3 separate regions of the Homo sapiens genome follow, and regions 2 and 3 are each linked to region 1. Evidence: read pairs that join two places in POLR2A ChIA-PET (ENCODE). Cell type or tissue: GM12878. All regions are shown on one strand. Each heading gives the region's core, and the rest is flanking DNA. Links, peaks and the distances in the headings are about the cores only.

Region 1 (4,594 bases), core at 429-4,428:
TCAGGAGGCTGAAGCACTCCAGCCTGAGTAACAGAGCAAGACTCTGCTTCAAAAAAAAATTAAAAAATAACATTTTGGATCCCCAAATTGTAAGAGACTTATAAAGACATGTACAAAGTCAGCTGTCTTTTCCTGTGATTTGGTCCTGTATATTGAAGGAAAGGACAGGAGATGACAATCTTTGAGCTTCCCTAATACAAAAATACTCATTTGTGTCTCTCAGTAACTCTTGGGTCAAAAGATTTTAGATGCTCAAATTTAAGTAACTCTCCAGATGGGAGAACATGTCATCTTTGCTTTCACTTCTCTTGGCTCAGATTGCTGCTGATCACCCTCTTCTCTCTGCCTGGCTTCCCATCCTCCAGTGTTGACACAAACCCTGCTTAATTAGAGTAAATTTAGGTTCTCTACCCCCAATTCTACACAATAAACACCCCAACCTATGGTATCATAGATTTTCCTCAGGAACTTTAACTCAGTATCTCTCTAATTAAACCTGTTTGGGCCACATTTTTTTTTTTTCTGGCAGCTCTAAGCTTGATAGATGAAGAGACAGCAGAAGACTAGAAAGTTGTACCCTGTAAGACAATGCTAAAGCAGATGACTTAATTAGAGGAAACCAAATAATTTGCCTCCACTGCTTCATATGGCTATTCATAAGATTGCTTTGTTGGTTCCCAGACCAGAAATAAGCATAGAGACCCAGGTGTGTCATCTGTGTTTTTTCATCCCAGGTGAGCCAGGAATAACCATGTTATTTCTGACAGTCATCAAAAGAGAAATTTGGGTTTTGCTGCAGATAAGAAAATAAGAGGCAACAGCTCACAGTGGAAGTATCCCAGCAGATTAAAAAAAATAATATTACAGCCTTGTCATCCAGACTGGTTCTCAATTTTATCATGCCTGAGAATTACCTAAGACTTGTTAAAATCAATTGCCGGGGACTATCCTCACAGTCTCTGATTCAGTAGGTCCAGGATGGGCCCTGAGAATGTGCATTTCTAACAAGTTGCCAGGTGATGCTGATGCAGCTAGTTCCGAGTCCACACCTTGAGAATCAGTACTCTAAAGCAGTGATTCTCAGCCCTGGCTATATGTTATAATGCCCCGGGGGAGATTTCAGAAAGCATTTCCTGGTTCCCACCCCCAGAGATCCTGACCTAATTGAATGGGGGTTGGGCCTGAGCATCTGGATTCTTAAAAGCTTCCCAGCTGATTTAATATGATACCAGGGTTGAGAGCCACAGTATGTCTAGAAGTTTCCCAGGTATACATGCTCTTCTTCCATTCCCAGCTTGGCAACTCAGGAGGAAGATGATGGATATAAACAAGGCATTATTACAAGCCTTGCTGGATGTAAACAAGTCACGTGAAAGTCAACTGAAAAGTAAAGAAAGAATATCTGCTCTGCTTGGTATTTCCTGCTGGTTAGGGCTGATGACAGCTCCAGCTCACAGTGACCCAGTTTGGAATGCTGGGCTCCTGAGCAAAACATCTCCCCCAGAGTCTTCTTTAATTATAAAATAATCAACTCCATATTCCCTCCTTACTTTAACAGAGGGGCTCATTGTGTGGATTTCTGCCCAGTGAGGGGAGGAAATAGCAAGCTGCTCCCAGGAACAGTGACTCTTTTGGGGCCCTTGAAGGGAAGGCAAGGCACCAGTTGGCCAGGACTCATTTACAGAGGGTCTCTTTATTAGTAGTAGTATGAAAAAAGAAATCCTCTACAAAAGAACAATATTTTCTCAAGTTTTAAGTTACTTGTCCTCAGCATGTGGGTTAAAGTTGAGAAAGTTTAGCCCAATGGTTCTCAACCCTCACTGCAGAATAGAATCGCCAGGGACATTTACAAAAACAGCCTGTCTCCACCAGGGTGACTAGCTAGTCCCAGATTCCTGGAATCTTCTGTGTTTTAGCACCGAAAGTCCTACATCCTGGAAACTTCTCAGTCCTGGGCATATAGGGACAGTTGGTCACCATGCCCTATCCAAAACAATTAAATCACAACCTCTGGGTTGTCAGTCCTGGACATCAGAATGTTCAAAAGGTAGCCATGCTCCCCAGGGGATTGTAATGTGCAGCCGAGGTTGAGAACTAGTGGTTTTTTAATTAAATGAAGTGGTGTGCAGTGCAGTGTTTTGGTGCTTTCTGGAGTTCTGATAACATCTGTATATGTTGGAGGTGTGTGTGTGTGTGTACCGTGGTGCTTTCAAGTGGAGGGGAAATGGGCTTCGCCCAGGTGGATGTGATTTCAGGGTCATTTTCTCAGGACTGTTTAAACAATTGTGACATTTCAAGTCTCACAGAGGCTGTGTCTTTAGCAACCACATTATGATCATTTGAAAATGTTTGACCCTCGTGGAGCGTGGTGCTAACAGGTTCACAGGCGTAACTCACTAAGCACTTCAAAAGTGGTCAGCAGTGGGAGTGGCCAGTAATCTCAGTCCTGTTTGAAGGCAGAGTAGAGGTTACCCTGATACTCACAGTCTTTTATAAGGAAAAACCATTTTCCACTTTCATGCAGATTTAAAAAGTGGTAATAAGCTGTGTTTAAAAAAAAATCTAAACTAAAAACAAATAAAACTACAGAGACAGTCAAGTGGGAAAAAAAAATGTAGCCCACAAGATGGTAGATGGTGCTCTTTCAGGGATAATTGCAGAAATGTTCTCTTACAAACCAATAATTTGATTCCCACTGGAGCAAACCAGGAGGCCTCAGCCAGGACAACTTTTCCTCAATGTAAGAAATGTCTAATTCCTGCAAAAGTAGACTATTTGCCTAATTGGTGTGTGGGCAACTTGTGTAATAGTGTGTTGCATCCTCTTGTCCAGAATAGGCTGGACATACCCCACATCAGCTCCCCTCTGGAAACTCAAGTCAACACGACCATGGGGCAGCAAAAGTGCAGGCAGTCAGCACCTAGACAGGAGAGCTTGGAAAAGAAGACTCTGCCTCCAGGAGTTTAACACACAAATGTCCAAAGAACAGCTGGCCAACCAGAAAGGCCAAGCAAATGAAGGCTTCTGGTGGTTTCTTCCTCTCTGATTAATTACAAAAGTAAGCATTTTTATGGAGGAAAGTGAAAAATGAATTTTAATTGGCGGGGGTGGGGGGCGCTATGCAACTCCCAAGAGCTTAATTTAAAAAAATAGTTGACACCTGCCTCTTATGCTTTGGTATCTCAGTTTGAGATGCTAAAACTTGGCAGGTGTATTAGCCTGTTCTCACACTGCTATCAGGAACTACCTGAGACTTGGTAATTTATGAAGAAAAAATATTTAATTGACTCACAGTTCCACAGGCTTAACAGGAAGCATGACAGGAAGGCCTCAGGTAACTTGCAATCATGGCAGAAGGTGAAAAGGAAGCAAGCACCTTTTTCACGTGGTGGCAGGAGACAGAGCAAAGGGGGAAGTGCCACACACTTTTAAACCATCATATCTCATGAGAATTCACTCACTGTCAGGAGAACAGAAAGGGGGAAATCCATCCTCATGATCCAATCACCTCCTAGTAGGCCCTTCCTCTAATTCAACATGAGATTTGGGCAGTGACACAAATCCAAACCATATCAGGAGGACAGCATGGCATAGTAAAATTAGCAATGAACTTGGACATTGAAGATTGAGAAGGGACTTCCTCAGAAGGTCACGTGACCTCTTTGAGCCTTCATTGTTTCATCTAGAGCAAAGAGGTGTCAACGGGGCTCACTGACCCCATGTTTGTCAAGTTAGGTCCAATCTTGGCAGAAAGGGATGCCACAATCTACCAGCCATGAAACACAGTGTGGTGATTAAGAACACAGACACTAGAGCCAGACCATGTGAGCTAGAGTCCCAGCACACCACTTAATAGCTGTGTGACCGCAGGCACATTGCTTAACCTCTTTATGCCTCAGTTTCCTGATCTGAAAATAGAGACAATAACTCTACCCACCTCATGGTGCTGTTGTGAGGATTAAATGAGAGAATGCCTTGAAACTGCTTACAACAAAGCCTAACATATAGGCATGCCCCATTAGTGTTGTGTTATTATCAATTATAGTTATTTGGCTTATTCAGAATACTACAGAAAAGGAGCTAGATCCTGGAACGTCTTGGAAGCCATGGAAAGGATGATGGAGAGAATCGAAGTTAGTTGTAGGGAGCAAGGTTTTTCCTAGGAGAAACTGTCCAAAAATGTGCCACCCTGAGTACCTCTGTCTTAATCAGTTTTATATTGCTGTGAAGGAATACCTGAGACTGGGGAATTTGTGAAAAAGAGATTGACTTGGTTTACAGTTCTGCGGGCTGTACAAGAAACAGGTGCCAGCATCTGCTCCTGGTGAAGGCCCCAGGCTGCTTTCACTCATCGTGGAAGGTGAACAGGAGCCAGAGCTGGCTTGTGCAGAGATCATATGGTGAGAGAGGAAGCAAGGGAGAGCCAGGGGCTGGGGTAGGCTTTTTTTTTTTTTTTTTTTTTTAATAACCAGCTGCCGAGGGAACTAACAGAGCAAGAACTCACTACCTTGAGAACAGCACCAAGTCATTCATAAGGGATCCACACCTTGACCCAAACACCTCCTGTTAGGCCCCACCTCCAACAATGGGGATC
Region 2 (4,594 bases), core at 353-4,352, 220 kb after region 1:
AAAAAAAAATAGCCAAGTGGCATGCCTGTAGGAGTCCTAGCCATTTGGGAGGCTGAGGAGGGAGAATCACTTGAACCCAGGAGGCAGAGGTTGCAGTGAGCCCAGATTGCACCACTGCCTTCCAGCCTGGGCTACAGAGTGAAACTCTGTCTCCAAAAAAAACAAACAACAACAACAAAAAAAAAACGCCTTTTCTTTGTCTACCTGTTAAGTTTCAGGGGACATATCTGATTAGCAGCATATACAAATTTGGATAATAAGCTGTGCCACAAGGAGTCCCGCTATTCCAAGACAGATAACAAAGCAGAAACAACTGAATATATAGTTGTGAATCTTTGGGCATTCCACTGGCAGCTGGGTGTAGCGTGGGATTTCTCAAATGTGAGTCAAGTACAGACGTGTTTTTAAGGAAAAAATATTCTCATTGATCATGAAAACTACATCTACCTGCCCCCAGTTTAAGAAATGCTGATGCATGGTTGAAAAGGCAACTCCAAACCTGAACTTAGGAAATCAATTCTTGTCCCACCTTCGCCACTACCCAGCCAGATCATTATTGTTGCCTCATCTGTAAAATGAGACAGCCTAGATCAGAGTTCAGAGGAGGCTGCAAATCCAAAATGGGTGGGCATGTGACCTAACAGTATCCAGACGTGGTGAAAGCAGTAGCAAGCAGCAACTCGACCCAACACACTGTGGCCAAGAGGCAATGCAGGCGCATTTGCTCTTTATCTTCTGATTTTCTGCCAGGAGCCTGGCATCCTTGTCTTTTTGCAAAAATCTACTGATTCTGAGTATTGAAACTAATACAACAATGTTTAAAACATTGGGAGAACCAAACCAAAGACACCTCGGTGAGCCAGAGCTATGTCCCGAAACGCACCAGTTTGACACTCGAAAGAGTTTTCAAACTAAGTCTACCTAAGTTTCTGTGGAGCTATTGTGAAGGCTGCGTGGTGATGTGGGGTGGCCAACCCTTCCCCTACGTCAACCAGAACAGTTCTATCTGCTTTTCTAGTGATACTCCACCAATCTAAGAAATGCTTCCGTGGCTAACCACTGGAATAGCTGATATTTAAGGGAACTTCCTGCTCTAAGATCCACGTGTCTGTCTACAACTGTAGAGGTAGATGTAGATAGAAAAGTCTTTATGGTAGGCTTGTTTCAAAGAAAAAAGAAACTGTTCCGTGGATCCAGAGGGCTGGAGCCAGGAGTGTGTCACCCCCTTGGAAGCATCACCTCAGTGCTGTGCTTCTGGAGGGCTCAGTTTTACTATGCACCTCTCCTACACCTTTGCCTTTCACCAAAAACTGAAGCATGAAATCACAGTTCTAGAAAGAAAGGCCCAGCTCTAAAGAAATACCAGGTTCAAACAGCCAGCCAGCCTGTCTCAGTCCCTCTCAAGTTCTTTGGGCTTATTTAGCAGCAAATGGTGGTGGTTCTTTCCTGAAAATGGTTCTCTGAAAAGCAATTTGTTTCCGAATGTAGCTCAACCTCCCCCTGCTTGTAAGTTGTTCTTAGATCTTTCACTGCCCGTGTGTGTATTCTGTGGAGAAAGAGGCTGTCATGTTTAGAGTGCACGCAGCAGTGAAGCTGAAAGGGACATAATAATGCAAGGGTTTGGGAGCCTCCCTTGGAAATGTGTGAGGGAGTTTTTGCTGCATTCTCACAGTTGAAAGGATGTGGGGTGTTGACAATCCTGGCAGACTCGAGCTCAACAGATGAAAACTGCTGCTTGGATATGGCAGGGAACCGGTGTGTGTGTGTGTGTGTGTGTGTGTGTGTGTGTGTCAGACTTGTCTACCTTCTTTCTTTTACCAATAATTCAAATGTTTCTACAATTATCTTACCACATTATTAAATCCCTAAACTGACAGTGGGAGATTTCTTTAGGATAGTCTAAGGAAACCGAGGTGGATATAACAGAATGAAAATGAAGGAAAGCAATACAAAGACGTTATCAGGAAAATCTCTCGAATGTCACAAGATGATTCTTACTACAGTTTCTCAAAGAGAAATGCCTCATAGAGAATGAGGTGGAACTGAGATGAAACCATTCCACAGATTGCATTTACAAAGGGCTTTATGTCGAGAGAGCAGGAGAAAAAAGTAAAGGACTATGTGATGTTTTCTAAAACCCATCCATGCCTCTAACACTCATCTCTACAAATCCGGAAATCGCAATTAGTGAGATTTTCCGGGATTTGTTTCACTTCCTATGACCCCTCATCCTTCTCTTGAGAGGGAAGATGTATTAATTCCCTGCATCTTCTTTCCGTTTGATCCACTTTATCATGAGGTGGACACTGTTCCAGCACTGGTCTGATATTCTTCTGTACTTTAGTGTCTTTCTCTCTGGCTGAGTGAAGTTACAAGCCTGCATAGATGTCACTAACTTTCCTGAGGGTCTGTCCACATCATGCTTTGATTTTGTTTTTATTTTTGTTTTTGAGACGAAGCCTTGCTTCGTCTCAAAGGAGATTCAGATAAATACTGTCACCCAGGCTAAAGTGCAGTGGCACAATCTCAGCTCACTGCAACCTCCCCCTCCTGGGTTCAAGTGATCTTCCTGCCTCAGCCTCCCAAATAGCTGGGATGACAAGCATGTGCCACCACGCCCAGCCAGTTTACGTGTTTTCAGTAGAGATGGGGTTTCACCATGTTGGCCAGGCTGGTCTCGAACTCCTGACCTCCTGATCCACCCACCTCGGCCTCCCAAAGGGCTGAGATTACAGGCGAGAGCCACCGCACCTGGCCAGGTTTTTTTTTCTTCAGAGGAGCTCATATGAGTTTGGGAATAGAAACACAACAATAATGCCTTTGATAACTTTCTGTAAGAAAATCCCCTCCCACACTGCCGCACACTTTTCACTCTCAAAGGCTTTGAACTGTTGTGTTTCTAAATGGGATCAATGGCATGACCTTTCTTTGCTCTTAACGCACACCCATAATTACAGGTAGTCTGCAAAGCAGGGTCTCCGCCTCTCTTTTCTGTCTGTTCAGGATAAACAATGCTTTAAATGCACTATTAGCCTGTCATGAAGTGGAGCTCAAATATGAAACATCAGTGGCAGCTCTAACTCAACCTGCATGACTTCTGTGTTCCTGTATTGTGTGCTTTAAGTGTAAACTCAAGCACAGACGTTGCTGATAAAAGCACTATTATTTAGATGTTCATTGGCTGACCCTATATATTAGATGTTCTTTTGCCATTTCACACAAATTGATGTTTTGACAGGTGCCATTTTATTTGGTTGGCAGGACTTCACCGTTTTTCTCTTCAGCCCTCTCCGAATAGCTACAAAGGTACAGATGCCAAGCTAATATAATAGGTAGATTTGTTGGCCAGAGGTGATTGTCAGAAGCCAAAATTGACAAGTTCTAGAAAAGACCCTAGCAGTGTGTGCATAAGCTATTTCATGGTATTTTATTTCATAAGGTGGTTTTAATGTAGTTTAATTAATTCTTTTTCTTTCCTCTGATGAATTATTGATCTCTCAGTCTTGAAATGGAGATTCAGATAAATACTTGGCAAAGCAGATTTGATGACCCTTTCTGTTTTACTATAAGGAGGACATCCATCCTCTTTATAATCGCTCTGTGGGCTTCGCTGAAGTATTATTTAGTAGCCTCTCTGGAAAAACACAACACTCTCTTTTTGGGTATAATACCCGGCAGAAAACTTATATTTCCTTCTTTCTGTTGATATAAGGAGGTGAGTTTCATGGAAGACTATAGTTATTTGGACAATTCTTGGCCTCCTCAATTGATTTAAGACAAAGAAAATAGGTATATTTCGTTAGTAATATCTGTGGCGACTAAACTTTTCTGAGTTTCCTTCCTAAAAGAACATTTAGGGAACGTAGCACCCCTCCTCCACCTTTTTAAAAAAGCTTTTTCTCAACAAGAAGGTGCTGCCATTTGTATTATGCCATTTAGGTACTTAATTTCTATATTCAAAGCTGGATGTTGAACTAAGCTACCATGCACCTGCTACACTCTCATTTGCCCTCATTATCTTAAGGATATGGTTGGGATATGGTCATGCTTGTAGAACTTGATGAACTTCAGATCTCTCAGAGGCTGTGTTTTTTATACATGTCCCCCATCAGCCTCCCTCAACCTTTGTTCAGGTTCTTTTGACGGGGCTGTGTGATGCCTGTCTGCATTCTGCCCTTCGCCCCTGACGAATTCATTCAGAAGAAGTCAGAGTTGCTGTTCAACCGAGAACATAAAGAGGCTCTTCTCCCTTGGAAACCACTGTGTACCTTTGATTCAGATCTCTCTCAATCTGCCCTAGGAACTTCTAATAAAAGAATTAGGAGGAATGTTGACATTCTCTGTGTCTGGAAAGGCAGGAGGGCCACCAAAGAAAGAGAACCTATGAGGAAGTGCAGCATAGGCAGTAGGGCACTGCCCAGACCACCTCCTCAACCCCCCACTTCATGAAGGACATGCCTCGTCAGGGATTTCTCAGCTGTGGAGAACTCCCTTGACCGAGGTCACCCCCCTTCCCAGAGTGGCCCACATGGAATAAAAAGGCCGGGCCATCTAGGCCCACCTTGGGACGCTTCTGAAGGGCCATTTCCACTCC
Region 3 (4,594 bases), core at 353-4,352, 280 kb after region 1:
ATCACCTTGCGACTGGGAGGCAGAGGTTACAATGAGCCACAGTTGCGCCACCGCACTCCAGCCTGGGCAACAGAGCAAAACTCCATCTCAAAAAAAAAAAAAAAGATTCATATAAATGGGTCATTGCTGCCCCACTCACCCCTCCTCCAATGACACTGCCTTTATGCGAGATAAAGTGAGTTCAGCAATAGAAGAAAGGATGATATTATGAATAAAGGTTATAATGTCAGGGAAGTTACTCTGGAATGGTGAAGTGGGAAATCATGGACTTTGGAGTCAACAAACCTAGGTTAAAATTATTGGCTCTACTGCTTGTTACTGTATGACCTTAAACAAGTTACTTAACCTCTCTTAACCTGAGTTTCTGAATCTATAAAACAAGGGCAAGAAGACATGCTTCATGATATTATTGAAAGGTTACAGGAGATGATAATGCATCTAACCCTAATTGAAGCCACAACCTATCTAGTCCAGCCCCAGAGAAACACAGACTTTTCAGGCAACCAATCAGGGGGAAACAATTCCAGTTTTATTCAAGTTTCTCAGCACTGAAGAAAATCCAATTCATAACCAGCTGCAATATTTCTCATTGCTGCTTTTAGTCACCAAGTTCACTCATGTCAGCAGCTTCTGGAGTTCCTTATCTACCTTACTACCATAGAACATTCTCCACCCTTCCTTGCTTTTTCTGCCACTCCCATCCCACTCCCCACCTATCCATTCCATCTCTTTCTTGTCTTTATTACAAAGGTGATTTTTACCTCTTTAGGGAAGTCCTTTCTCTTCAATTCTAGTCTCTCAGAGTCTGTTTTTCTATGGTCAATCTGCATCACAAGTATGCAAAAACCATTCTGAGAGAGAAAGACCAATGGTTTATTTGGGAGGATAAAGTTTGGCAGAGAAGGGAGTTCTAATTAAACTGGAAATTATGGGGCTTTCCTTGTCAATATGGGAAGGTGATGTGGTAGAAAATGTGCCAACATATTATGTTGATCATTTTACCCCATGATATATCTAAAGAAAATAGCACCAGATCTGGCACAAAGTATAGTCTCAACATGTGTCAGTCTGTCTTCCATTCGGCATCTGTTCCAGATATCTATTGCTGCGTAACGAACTATGCCGAAACTAAGTGTCTTAAAATGATGATGATTATCTCTAGTGGTTTCATGCTTGACTGAGCTCAGCCAACCAATTCTCACTTGGGGTCTCTCATGTGACTGCAGTAAGATGGCATCTGAAGCTAGAGTCATCTAAAAGCTCAGCTGCAATCTGCCTCAGCTGGGATGGATGGAAGAGCAGATGGTTGGCTACATCACTCTCTCTCTCTCTCTCTCTCTCTCCATGTGGTCTCTCTGTATGACTGGTTTAGGCTTCCTCCTAGTATGGCGGTCTCAGACTTCTTCCTCAGAGTGAGCTTTTCAAGAGACTCGGATAGAAACTGCCAGACTCCTTATAAAGTAGCTTCAGAAGTTACAAAGGCGTCACTTTTGCAAGTTAAAAGGCAAGCCATAGGGCCAGCCCAGATTCAACGGGAGGAGACTGTACCAGGGGGTGAAAACTGGGGTACACAGTTGATTGAGGGACCACCTTTGGACATCACCTATCACATAGCCAACTCAACTCATCCCAAAACATTTTCTCTTCATTTTGGAAACTTAGAAATGTTTGGTTATACTTTATAGTTAATTTTGCTGAAGAACCGAGAGCCTGGGTCAAGAGGGTAATCTCCTATTGTAAGCCAACGAAGTTCAGTATGAAAATATCCATTCCCTTCCTTCTTGGAAAAGGACATCAGACTGCTTGATTTTGACTCTTGACTTCACTCTACAGTCTTTTTGAACATGAGCTGGTTTTGTCATCTCTCTGGTTCCTCAGCTGCGAAATAGGACGGACATTATTCATAGGGCTGCTAGAGACAAAATGAGATGATTTCCATAAAAATGCAGATACTGCATAGTACATAGTATGTGCTCAATAAATATTATAATTTTTGAATGTAGATGCTTGGCCTACTCATTGAGAGAATTTTGCCTGTAACTGCAAAAAGATACTCCGGTCAGGAAACACCTTAACCTCACCCAGGGATTCTAGGCAGTTGACACTAGTTTCAAAATATATAGGTAATATAATTAGTAATGTGAATATACTGAATAAATGGCAGGCTTCTAGCAAGCACATTTATGGACAGAGGCTAATGAAACTTGAACTTATTTAGATTTGTAGCATCTCTAAACAATTTTGTCTTCTGCTTCACTGGGAAATGATGCAAAGCAGCATCCTACTCAGGCTGAAGTTTTTCAGTTCATTTTATTACACTGTTAGAAATTCAACCAATGACAGATTTATTTGGGTGAACAAGTATAACCAAGCTTTGCAGACAAATACAATAAAATCTGCTAAGTAAATTCTGGGGAAACATGGCTGGTAGAAATGAGTGGAATGCGGGGAGAGTAGTTTCTAAGATTGGGAGGAGGAGATGGAAGATCCCAACCTCATAATTCACAGGGATAAGGCAAACCATGCTCCACTGAGGGTCCAACAAACCTTTAGAAATCAAACAAGAAAAACAACAAATCATTCCAAGGGCTTCCTAGGTTTGGCTTTGGGGTTGGAGTACTGAGATAGGACTTGGAGTAGGAGTGAGGTTCCTCAGTGGAATAAGAAGTGTGTCATTCTTTTCGAGATCTTGTCCCTAAGTTCAAGTACAGATAGAGTAACAGAGGAAGTAGAGGACTGTTATCAGTTAGTGTTATTTGTATCAAGCAATTGATACAATTCTGGCTACCTTCAACAAGAAGGAATTCTTTGGGAAGGATATGGGGCACAGAAGGATAGAAAAAAAAAAAAGATGGATTCAAAAAGGACAGGCCCACACATCTCTGGAAGTTCCCAGTGACAGGAATGACCAAACGGTCTTGTCTGGACATCTCCACTAGATTTTCAGTCTTTGCATCATTCAGTTCAAGGACGAAAATAGCAATTACCCTAGTCGTTTGCCTGACCATTGCCTGCAGAAAGAATGAGCACCATGATTGAAAATCCCACTGGAATATAATCCAATGGGAGAGAGCTAATTCCTCCAAATGAGTGCTCTGCCCAAAGACAGTTAAAGGGTGATGGACTACTGAAAGCAACATACATCTGTGACATAAGTCAGTATCAACATGCGAGAACACTAACCCCAGTGGTGAAATGGAGCATCTTGCCTCTGTGGCAGAAATCATCAGGCATGTGGATGGTAGTATGCTGCTGTATTGCCTGATAAAACAGAAGTGAGCTTGCTTTGCCCCAAGAAGCTAAGAGGCAGTTGAGACAGAAGGGTAATTATAGTCTGAGACAACACTTGGGAATAATAGATTTATTGTTGTCTTGTAGCCCATTTGAATCCTCCAAACTCCTATAGCCAGGCGATATCTCAAACACAGAAGCACCCTTTTACAAAGACCTAAGCACTTACAGAAAGGAAAAGGCTGCTAGAAAATCAAATGTTAGTTTGAACTAACTAATCCTGTTTGGTTTCCTGTTAGTCTTAGTGAGGCAATGGGGTTTGAATAAGGAAATGAAGGAAGTTGATGATTTGGGAACTCTAGAGAAGTCAGGGCTGACCCAGGGGAAGTGCAAGAGCTTAGGACAAAGTGCAAGAGCCCCTGGAGTGGAGGAAAACAATTAAAGCTGACCTTGGCTCTAGTAAAGGGGAGGAGCACTTTCTTCTCAATCTCTCCAGTAAGGACACGGTCCCCAACTTCTAGGCCTAGAACTCAAGCTCCTATGGTCATTCAGCCACATTAGGGGTGAAACAGCCTTCTGTCGAAGAGGCCTTGCTATTGAATCACCATTTATAACTTTGTTGCTTGGGAAAAAATGCATCTTGGGTCCCTAAACCCTGACAAGAAACTTTGGAGCCCAACTTTTTCATAGAGTGTGCACTGTGCAAAATGCATCATTTATCCTCTGTGATCCTGCTCGTTGGATTTATTCTCAGCAATCTGGCTTGGGGAGTTCCATCATCAAGCCAAGATTCATCTCACACACATGTAATTCGGTTAAGCCCTTAATGATGCCCAGTGGCTTTTATCATGTCTGTCTCTCTGTCTTTATTTAGTCTGACTGATTTACTAACTGACTGGCTCCAATCCCGTGTCTGTGGGGTACAGATAAACAAGGGTTTAACCAGGGCTTATAAACAAACCGAAGGATACCTTACCCTCTCCTGGGGGCAATGAGCGACTGGCAGCTCCTCTGAGGTATTCCTATCAGAAGGCTGTCTGCTGGTCAAGGGCACCTCAGTAACTACAGGCTAAGGGGGTAAGAGAGGAGTCAGATTACCCAGGTCAGGAAACTGCAGATGGGAGCGGGAGAGGGAGTCACCTCGGGGCTCTCTGCAGAGGCTATCACATGCCCAGTTAGGTGAAACTTCTTTCTGTTTTCGCAGTGTGTCCTCTTTCTCCCTGCCACACCAAGAGAAGCTAAAACCAGAAGAGGGAAGAAGAACAAAAGTGAAAGCAGAGGCCAGTTCTACTGTAGTCCTCCTCTCCATAGAGGGTCCAGAGAGCCTAGGTCAGGCCTGAGCCTCTGAAGGGAAGGGGACCAG

Evidence for each region. Peaks named below come from ENCODE experiments on the same cell type or tissue, not always from the same donor. Only the 100,000 strongest peaks of a DNase experiment are listed, where the experiment ranks them.
Region 2: POLR2A ChIA-PET joins it to region 1 with 6 read pairs; 2 of 35 experiments call an interaction of 5 or more read pairs at or near these places.
Region 3: POLR2A ChIA-PET joins it to region 1 with 5 read pairs; 2 of 35 experiments call an interaction of 5 or more read pairs at or near these places.

Annotation. Positions count from the first base shown.
Region 1 is chr6:15,950,227-15,954,820 of GRCh38, reverse strand. No RefSeq gene overlaps it. Among named protein-coding and RNA genes, the nearest start is that of LINC02543, 42 kb to the left of the region's middle. In GM12878, for the core only: no CTCF peak of the experiment used is centred there; a DNase peak (open chromatin) is centred at 2,116.
Region 2 is chr6:15,730,741-15,735,334 of GRCh38, reverse strand. The region is part of intron 3 of LOC102724520 (a long non-coding RNA gene); the gene reads left to right. Among named protein-coding and RNA genes, the nearest start is that of DTNBP1, 70 kb to the right of the region's middle. In GM12878, for the core only: no CTCF peak of the experiment used is centred there; no DNase peak of the experiment used is centred there.
Region 3 is chr6:15,674,726-15,679,319 of GRCh38, reverse strand. No RefSeq gene overlaps it. Among named protein-coding and RNA genes, the nearest start is that of DTNBP1, 14 kb to the right of the region's middle. In GM12878, for the core only: no CTCF peak of the experiment used is centred there; no DNase peak of the experiment used is centred there.